Linked DNA regions of Homo sapiens: region 2 is linked to region 1. Evidence: chromatin contacts called from ENCODE Hi-C or POLR2A ChIA-PET data. All regions are on one chromosome and are shown on one strand. The core of a region is the stretch at or near the end of the contact, and the rest is flanking DNA. Distances in the headings are between cores, read along the strand shown. Region 1 holds the start of RIF1 (replication timing regulatory factor 1). Region 2 holds the start of ARL6IP6 (ARF like GTPase 6 interacting protein 6).

Region 1 (5,933 bases), core at 1,893-4,392:
TGTCAAATAGGAGGGAGGGGCACTGATGAGATGAGATTACAGATGGAATTAATCCCCATCAGGATAACTCTCAACTCTGCCACTGCACTCAAACACCTATAACCAAACAATAATAAATTAATGAGATACTCATTTTATCAGATCTATAGCATGATAGGAGGGAGGCAGGAGCATTTAATTCTCCATGAAGAGAATGTGTGTGGTTGGAGAGTAGATGAGGGAAAGATTTCACAAAAAGGTGTGATTTTAGTTGATTTTTTTTTTTTAAGATGGAGTCTTGCTCTGTTGCCCAGGCTGCGATGCAGTGGCACAATCTTGGCTTGAATCCGCCTCCTGGGTTCAAGCGATTCTCCTGCCTCAGCCTCCTGAGTAGCTGGGATTACAGGCATGCACCACCACGCCTGGCTAATTTTTGTATTTTTAGTAGAGAAGGGGTTTCACCATATTAGCCAGGCTGGTCTTGAACTGACCTCAGGTGATCCACTTGCCTCAGCCTTGCAAAGTGTTGGGATTATAGGTGTGAGCCACCTGACTCTTATTTATTACTCTTGAAGAAGGTAATTAATATTCTAAATACATGCTCTGAATAAAAGTCTTCAAAGACACAGAGAAGCTGGAGATCTTAGCAGACTGTTCAGAATCTGATGAAGTGGGAGTAATCTGGAGATGAAGGACAAGCAGTGGCCCAATCATGATAGGCTTGCATGTTATGTCAAAAGTTTTGAAATCCATCCTGTTACTGATGGGAATGGCTGGAGAACTTTAGGCACAGGAATGACAATGATAAAATCTTACATAACATTTTTGAGCTACTTATAAGGCTGAGGCAGGAGGATCATTTGAGCCCAAGAAGTTCAGGGCTGCAGTAAGTCACAATCACACCACTGCACTCCAACCCAGGTGACAGAGCAAGGCCTTGTCTTTAAAAATAATAAAATTTAAAACATAACATTTTTGGAAGATCAAAGAACCATACATATGAAAGAAATACAAGCAACATGACCACCGTAGTCCTTTCATTACAAATGGGAAATTATGAAAAAAATAAAGCAAAATCCCTGTTCTCACAGAATTTATGTTCTAATGAATGGGTAGAGGCAGGCGTGGTGGCTCAAGTCTGTAATCCCAGCACTTTGGGAGGCCGAGGCGGGCTGATCACGAGGTCAGGAGATCAAGACCATCTTGGCCAACATGGTGAAACCTGTCTATACTAAAATACAAAAAATTAGCTGGGCGTGGTGGCGCATGCCTGTAATCCCAGCTACTCGGGAGGCTGAGGCAGGGGAATCGCTTGAACCCAGGAGGCGGAGGATGCAGTGAGCTGAGATCAGGTCAGTGCACTCCAGCCTGGGTGATAGAGCGAGACTCCGTCTCAAAAAAAAAAAAAAAAAAAAAAAAAAAAAAAATATATATATATATATATATATGTATATGTATATATGTATGTGTGTGTGTGTATATATATAAATATATGTAAATAAATATAAATATATATAAATACATATAAATAAATAAATATATATATAAGCATACTATGTATGTACTGCGTCGTTTGGCAGTCATTTTGCTAAGTGCAGATGACACAAAGAAGAGCAAAAAGCAACATCCCACTTCTAGAGCTGAGAGTTGCAGCACATGTGAGTGAGGGCTCAAATCCTGGGCCAGGAACCCATGATGGAGAGTTCCATTGCTGCTGGGCTTCATGTGTCTGATTTAGAGTTAATGCAATCCTGTCTGTTGTGGAGAGTGCACGAAGGCATATGAAAAGGGGAGAAGCAGACCGGGCGCGGTGGCTCACGCCTGTAATCCCAGCACTTTGGGTGTCCGAGGCGGGTGGATCACGAGGTCAGGGGTTCGAGACCAGCACGGCCAAGATGGTGAAACCCCGTCTCTACTAAAAGTACAAAAATTAGCCAGGTGTGGTGGCGGGCGCCTGTAATCCCAGCTGCTCGGGAGGCTGAGTCAGAGACTCGCTTGAACCCGGGAGGCAGAGGTTGCAGTGAGCCGAGATCGCACCACTGCACTCCAGCCTGGGCGAAAGAACGAGGCTCCGTCTTAAAAAAAAAAAAAGGCGGGGGAGGAGCAGCATATTCACAGTAAGGAGAAATGACTGTCATTGTGTTTACTGACGTTTCTCTAGGGAAGAAGCCCTGGCCAAATCCCACCCTTCAACCCCCCAGGGGCCTAACAGAAGAATGCACATCCTCGGGAGCTACCTAAATCTACTGAATTACAATGCATATGGGCGGGGCCCAGGAATCTGCAGTTTAATAACGAATATCCCCAGGCCATTGTTATGTACGCTTAAGACCTGAGAACCATTGGCCTCTCCAACCTTTTCTCACTTCACCTATTAAAAGCCCTATTTTATAGAGGAGGAAATTGAGGCATAGGTTAATTAACTTGCTAAAGTCACATGGAACCTAGACCAGCTGGAATCTAGACCAGCTTGAGATACAGTTCTTTTCTTTTTCTTTCTTTCTTTTTTTTTTTTTTTGAGAGACGGAGTCTTACTCTTACTCTGTCGCTCAGGCTGGAGTGCAGTGGCGTGATCTCGGCCCACTGCAACCTCCGCTTCCCGGGTTTAAGCGATTCTCCTGCCTCAGCTTCCCAAGTGGCTGGGACTACAGGCGTGCGCCACCACACCCAACTAATTTTTGTATTTTTGTTTTTTTTAAGTAGAGACGGGGTTTCACCATGTGTTGGCCAGGCTGGTCTCGAACTCCTGACCTCAGACTCGGCCTCCCAAAGTGCTTGGATTACAAGGTGTGAGTCACCGCGCCCGGCCAGCTCTTAGTCTTAAACCCAACAGTACGTTATCTCCTTTTGCTAACTGATTTGTTGCTAAAACTTCAACAAGCACTGGACTTGGAGTTTGAACACTTAGTCTGAGGGCCCACTATGTTCAGTCTAGTGAGTCTGAGCAATTAACTCACATTTTGAATTTCAAGTCTCTCGCCTTAGGCAAAACACCACCACCTGATGCTCACCAGAGGGGCGTGACGCGGCAGCTGGGCAGGGAAGGGATGGGAAGGGATGGGAAGGGAGGCGATCGATAACTCCGGTGTGCCGCTGACTGTTGGATTGGCTCGAACTTCTCCCGCCAGGCCTAACCTACTCCCGCGCACTCCTGGGCCCGCCCAGCCGCCATCTTGGTCTAGGAGGGAGCGCGCCGCACGCGTGAGTAAACAGCCGGAGCTGGGAAAGTCGAGCTCTGGCAGCGTCTGGGTGCTGAGGGGCAGAGGCGGAGAGAACCCTGTCCTGATCTTCCTAGGTGGGATAAATATCGGGGTGACAGTGGTAGGCCGCGGGGAACCCTCAGTCTGCCCACCCTCCGCCCCCTCGCGGCGAGATGCCTCGTTCCCCGGGCTTCTCCCGCCCTCCGCCGATCTCCTCCCTCTGTTGAAAGCTGCCCGGGAAAGTGGTGGCGGGAGCGGGCCCAGGCCCGAATGTGGCGTGGGCTCAGGTGTCTGGTGTCGGGCGCCGGAGGAGGTTCGCGCTGGGGTTTGGTGATTCGGAGGCCTGGGGTGCAGACGCGGCGTGGCTGTGAGGCCCGGGCGGGCGTGCGGGTGTGAGGGCCGGACTCACACTGGGCCGCCGCGGGGCTGTTTCCATCGGTCACTGGATTTTCTCCTCTTCCGGTTCGGGCCTCAGGGTGGCCGACATGACGGCCAGGGGTCAGAGCCCCCTCGCGCCGCTGTTGGAGACTTTGGAAGACCCTTCTGCCTCCCATGGAGGGCAGACTGACGCTTACCTGACTCTGACCAGGTGAGGTCCGCCACGGGGCGTAGCGGAGAGTGGGGCGCTCTATAGTGGGGAGAAAGAAGGTGGTTGGGAGGGGCGCGTAGAATGAATGTGAGTTCTAGAAGTCTAGCAAATGTGAGGACGCCCGAGTCGCGGACGCCTTGGGGGGCGGGGGAGATGTATTCTAGGTGACGTTCCCGGGTACTGCTGCTGCTGCGCTTGAGGTGTGTGTTTGGAACGAGGGAGCATGCACGTGTGTTTTGCAAGCGAGGGATTTTTAAAAGTTTCGGTTGGAAGTAGTTGTTGGAGGAGGGGTCTTCAGTGTAAACCTCCGATGTGTTGGGAAAATGTGGCTACCCAGAGTTTTTTTAACAGAGCAATACACTGATTTTTATTAATTGCAAAATGCTTCAAAGTAATTTTCATAGAAATGTACTAAAGTTTTGTAAAACCCTTTGGAAAGGCTTAGCAAATCGTTAGTAACTAGGAATAGGGATCCCTGTTCTGTCTTTTTGGAGTCAGGTTGTCACAACTTGCATGTACTCGATGTAAAAACTTATTCTGAGGGTTTTTCTACTTTCATTTCTGATATATATTGCATTATATATTCTGTATACCCTTAAGGACCTTACCTACTGGGTCAATTCATTTGCAGGAGTTAGAAAGTAATTTTTAAAAAGATTGTACATGTATTTTTGAGAGTATTTTTTTTTTTCCTGTCAACTACTTAAACTTGTGTTCTTCCTGCTTTTTAAGTCGTATGACTGGAGAAGAAGGAAAAGAAGTAATTACAGAAATTGAGAAAAAACTTCCTCGGCTGTACAAAGTTTTAAAGGTATGTATCTGTTTGTTAAACAGTTTTTCACTTTTGGTAGTTTGGTTTTTTTTTTTGGTTTTGTTTTTTTGTTTTGAGGTGTAGTTTTGCTCTTGTTGCCCAGGCGAGAGTGCAATGGCTCAGGCTCGGGCTCGGCTCACTGAAACCTCCGCCTCTCGGGTTCAAGCGATTCTCTTGCCTCAGCCTCCTGAATAGCTGGGATTATAGGCATCCGCCACCGCCCCGGCTAATTTTGTATTTTTAGTAGAGAAGGGGTTTCTCCATGTTGGTCAGGCTGGTCTCGAACTCCCGACCTCAGGTGATCCGCCTGCCTCAGCCTCCCAAAGTGTTGGGATTACAGGAGTGAGCCACTGTGTCCAGCCACTTTTGGTGGTTTTTAAAAGTTTTGCCAGTTGACTCAAAAGCTTTGAATCTAAAATAACAGCAATAATACTGATTATAATACTCTTTATTGTTACTTAAAGCTTCTCAGGTACTTTCTTAATTACCTTACACGCTTTATCACTTAACTCTCCATGGTTCCATGAGATTATTTCTTAATGATCACTTTGCAGGTGAAGAAATTAATTTAATTTGCCTAAAGTTGCCTAGGGGCACTTGAATCTGAGTTTGTGCTCTTGAAAGCAGAGATCAGAGATTAATCTGTTTTCTTTCCTTTTGGGAATCTACATCTAAGTAAGTGCTTCTAAAATTACAATTGTCTTTGGTCTAATCTAGGTAGCATTAATTTCTTTTTCCTCATTCACCCTCAGTTTTTGCTACAACCGTTATCATTTTTGCTTTAGGGAAATGATGTTTGACATCATACTGTGGACCTGTGTTCCTGTCTTCACTTGCCTACTTAATGGCTTCCTGACTATCCTTAACATCTTTTAAATTTCCTTGTTTTTAGAATGAAAAAGTTGAACTTTTATCTCCAAAGTTTGAGTTCTCATTTTTATGACCTTGTTCTCTTTTTTTAATTTTTTTTGTTTGTTTTTATTATGACCTTGTTCTTGTGCTTTTATTTTTGTTTTTAATTTTTAAAATTGAGGTGGGGGTCTTGATAGGTTGCCTAAGCCAGTCTTGAACTCCTGGGTCCAAGCGATCCTCCCACCTCAGCCTCCTTAGTAGCTGAGATTACAAGTAGGTGCCACCATGCCCAGCTTTTGTGCTTTTTGTTTGTTTGAGACAGAGTCTTGCTGTGTCGCCCGTGCTGGAGTGCAGTGGCACAATCTCAGCTCACTGCAACCTCTGCCTCCCAGGTTCAAGTGATTCTCCCGCCTCAGCCTCCTGAGTAGCTGGGATTACAGGCATGCCCCCACCACACCCAGCTAATATTTTTAGTAGAGACGGGCTTTCACCATGTTGACCA
Region 2 (2,845 bases), core at 342-2,841, 1.3 Mb after region 1:
CAAGCCCACGGGGAACTTCCAGGGTCTCACATCCTTCTCTTTGTGCATTTCCACCCTCCACTTCTCTCCCTCAGAACATATCCCACCATCTCGAGTTCTTCCTTCGTCCACTCTTATCTTCTTCTCCTTTCGGAGAAAGCTTCCTGTTTCTCACTCCGTTTTTCATTGTGCCGCCTTCCCCCTGCCCCACTGATCCCTTACCGAGGGCCGTCTCCTCAGGAAGCCGTCAGCAGAGACCCAAGAGCCGGAGCAGAGGCTTGAGCCGGACAATCTCCGCTCCCCGTCCCCAGGACCCTGCGAGGGAGGATGGCTCTCCATTTCACTCACCATGAGGCCTCCACGCTCAGCTCCCGTCCCCGGCCTCATCGTCGGGCTCAGACTGCTCCGCCGGCGGCCACTGCCGCTACACATACCAACAAGAAGCGATCTGAGTGGCTGGCGCCCACTGGGGCTAAAGGTTAAAGGCTGCCCTGCGCTACGGGGCGGGATCAGCGGGGCCAACAGGCTGACGGGCTTCCCCGCTGTCCAATCAGAATGCGCCGCCGACACGCAGCTCTGCGGCGATTCGCCCCCAGCCTCAGCCTCACTCGGCGTCGCCTGCATGGGGGGGGGGGAGGAGGAGGACGGAGGAAGTTTCTGCGCCGAGTCCTCCGTCGGGAAAACTCTACCAACTTCCCCAGGGGAAGGGAAGACAACAGTGTCCCAGCTTCCCGAGCTTAGACCGCCTCACCCCGTAGGGGGTGGGGCAGTGGGGGTCTGCCACCTTCACCCTCCCCGCCCGAGTTACGTACGCCCCACAAACCTGAGGCCGCCAGGGGTAGGGTGGAGGGGGCGGGGGTAAGCAGCCTGTAGTGTTAGCGGTGGCTGGGACCGAATGCGCGCGCGCGGTGCTCGAGGCGGAGGGGAGGAGGCGGGGAAGGCGAAAGGAGGGGTTCGGAGGAGAGGGTTCGATCTCCGTACGCACCAGGTGGAGAGCGCGCGCCTGGGGAAGGAGGCGTGTCGAGTAGCGGGAGGGAAGTTGTAGTACGGGTGGGGAGAACCACACTAAAGGGAGATGGGGGTGAGCAGTTAAGGAACCGCGAGAGCGCCAGGTAGAGAGGTGCCCTTAATGGGGGAACCTGGAGAAGAGTGTGAGCGTAGTGGGGAAGAAGGGAGAAGACAAATAGGTTCGGGAATGTGTCTCCGAGGGCGCGAGCGGGCGCTAGGACCCGGCGTCGAAAAGATGAGGCTTTGGGGCTGTCGGGGCGCGCGCTCCCGTTGGTGACGCGGGGGTGGCGGAGGTCTCCGGCCGGGACGAAGCCCCGCAGGGAGTGGATACTCGACAGCCTTCGGCCTCCGCTCGCTTCTCCCTGCGCGCTTTCCTGCTCCCCTTTCCGGCTACAGCCCTGGGGTCGAGCTCTGGTCGAAGCGCATTCCGCCTCTCCTTTGGCCCTGCGGCTTCCTTTGCAACCCGCCGCCCACCCTTGCTCTCCGTGGTTTACCCCTGGGCTCTGAGGCCTGGTGGTAGCGGCCACTGCCGCGGATTGGCTGTTGCGGACCCGGGGCGGGGCAGGTGGGAGAGGCTCGTTCTCCGCGGGTTTCGTTGTGTTTCGCGCCATGTCGTTTGCTGAGAGCGGGTGGCGGTCGGCTCTGCGGCGCCGCGGTCCCGGCACCCCGGGCCCTGTGGCTCGGCCATCGTATTCCTCCTTTACTCAGGGGGACAGCTGGGGTGAAGGCGAAGTCGACGAGGAGGAGGGATGCGACCAAGTGGCCCGCGACCTGCGGGCGGAGTTCTCGGCTGGGGCGTGGTCAGAGCCCAGAAAGCGCTCGGTGCTCCCGCCGGACGGGAACGGGTCGCCCGTTCTGCCCGATAAGCGCAATGGTATCTTTCCCGCGGCCGCGGGCAGCAGAGCCCAGCCTCGGCGGTGGCCGGTCCAGGTCCTCTCTATTCTCTGCTCGCTGCTCTTCGCCATTCTTCTCGCCTTCCTCCTCGCCATCGCCTACTTGATCGTTAAAGGTATTGAAGCCGACGCCTTGAAAGTCTGTCCAGAGTAAAGTTGAGCCAGGGTGTGGCTCTCGTCTCCACCCATCTCCCTTTCCCTCGCGCTAAGCCCTCAGGCTGGCAGCTGCTTTCACCCAGAGTCCTCATTTGCATCTTACTTTGCTCTCCCGCCCTTTGCCTTTTCTAAGTGGAGCGTCCTGATCCATGATCAGGAGACGTATTTTTAAAAAGGATCGTTTGATTAAATGGGTACTCTTGAAGAAATATCTTCAAGTCCTTGAACACTGGGGATGAAATATTGTGAAGATTAAACAAAATGCGAAACACCCACCATTAAAAGGAGACAGTGAAAAGTGCATATAATTAAAATAGGCCATGTTCAATGGCCTTCATCCACAAATAAAGATGTGCTGTCCACCAATTCCTCTACACAGAATCTTGAGGGACAAAGATTTTCATCGCATAGTCCAAATTTCTTCTTTTATAGGTAAAATAATTAGCCTCTCAGTTTTTAAGTTTGTATCCAGGTGTAGTGCACGGAGTTCTGTTGCAGAAAGTATAGTCCACTCGTCCTCTAATAATTTTGTTTTTCTGTCTGAAGTTGAAATATTGGCCGGTTGAAGTTTATTGCAAGGCATACGGTTGTATAATTTAGTTGGCTAGTGTATATTATAGTGGAAAGAAGCAGAGTTAAGTTTAAATTTCCATTCTCACTAGTTTGTGACCTTTGCCAAGTTACTGAAAAAAAAAAAAAAAAAAAAAAAACAAAAGAACTTTGTTGTATGAAAAGCACCCAAAACATTGTCACTGAAGTGTTATTTTTGTACTTCATTAAATATAATTAAATCTATTTAACTCCAGTTT

Evidence for each region. Hi-C counts contacts between places; a loop is a spot of excess contacts on that map. ChIA-PET counts read pairs that join two places held with the same protein, here RNA polymerase II (POLR2A). Pooled maps may share reads with other maps.
Region 2: a loop to region 1 is called in a map of CD8-positive, alpha-beta T cell, with 23 times the contacts of the local background. The contact joins the promoter of ARL6IP6 here to the promoter of RIF1 in region 1. A Hi-C loop is called at or near these places in 4 of 168 maps with a recorded cell type or tissue (CD4-positive, alpha-beta T cell, CD8-positive, alpha-beta T cell and naive thymus-derived CD4-positive, alpha-beta T cell) and 12 of 50 pooled maps. POLR2A ChIA-PET finds 5 or more read pairs at or near these places in 1 of 52 experiments (BJ).

What each region holds. Positions count from the first base shown.
Region 1 is chr2:151,406,760-151,412,692 of GRCh38, forward strand. It overlaps RIF1 (replication timing regulatory factor 1), which reads left to right and starts at 3,143. Exons shown (of 36, transcript NM_018151.5): 1 at 3,143-3,274; 2 at 3,655-3,768; 3 at 4,501-4,579. The coding sequence starts at 3,665. RefSeq lists enhancers at 2,054-2,752, 2,753-3,451, 3,056-3,215 and a silencer at 2,056-2,350.
Region 2 is chr2:152,717,029-152,719,873 of GRCh38, forward strand. ARL6IP6 (ARF like GTPase 6 interacting protein 6) reads left to right here and starts at 1,592. Exons shown (of 4, transcript NM_152522.7): 1 at 1,592-1,996. The coding sequence starts at 1,597. It overlaps PRPF40A (pre-mRNA processing factor 40A), which reads right to left and starts at 433. Exons shown (of 26, transcript NM_001365597.4): 1 at 202-433. The coding sequence starts at 411. RefSeq lists enhancers at 133-432, 981-1,686, 1,153-1,222, 1,243-1,332, 1,563-1,762 and 2 more and a silencer at 833-932.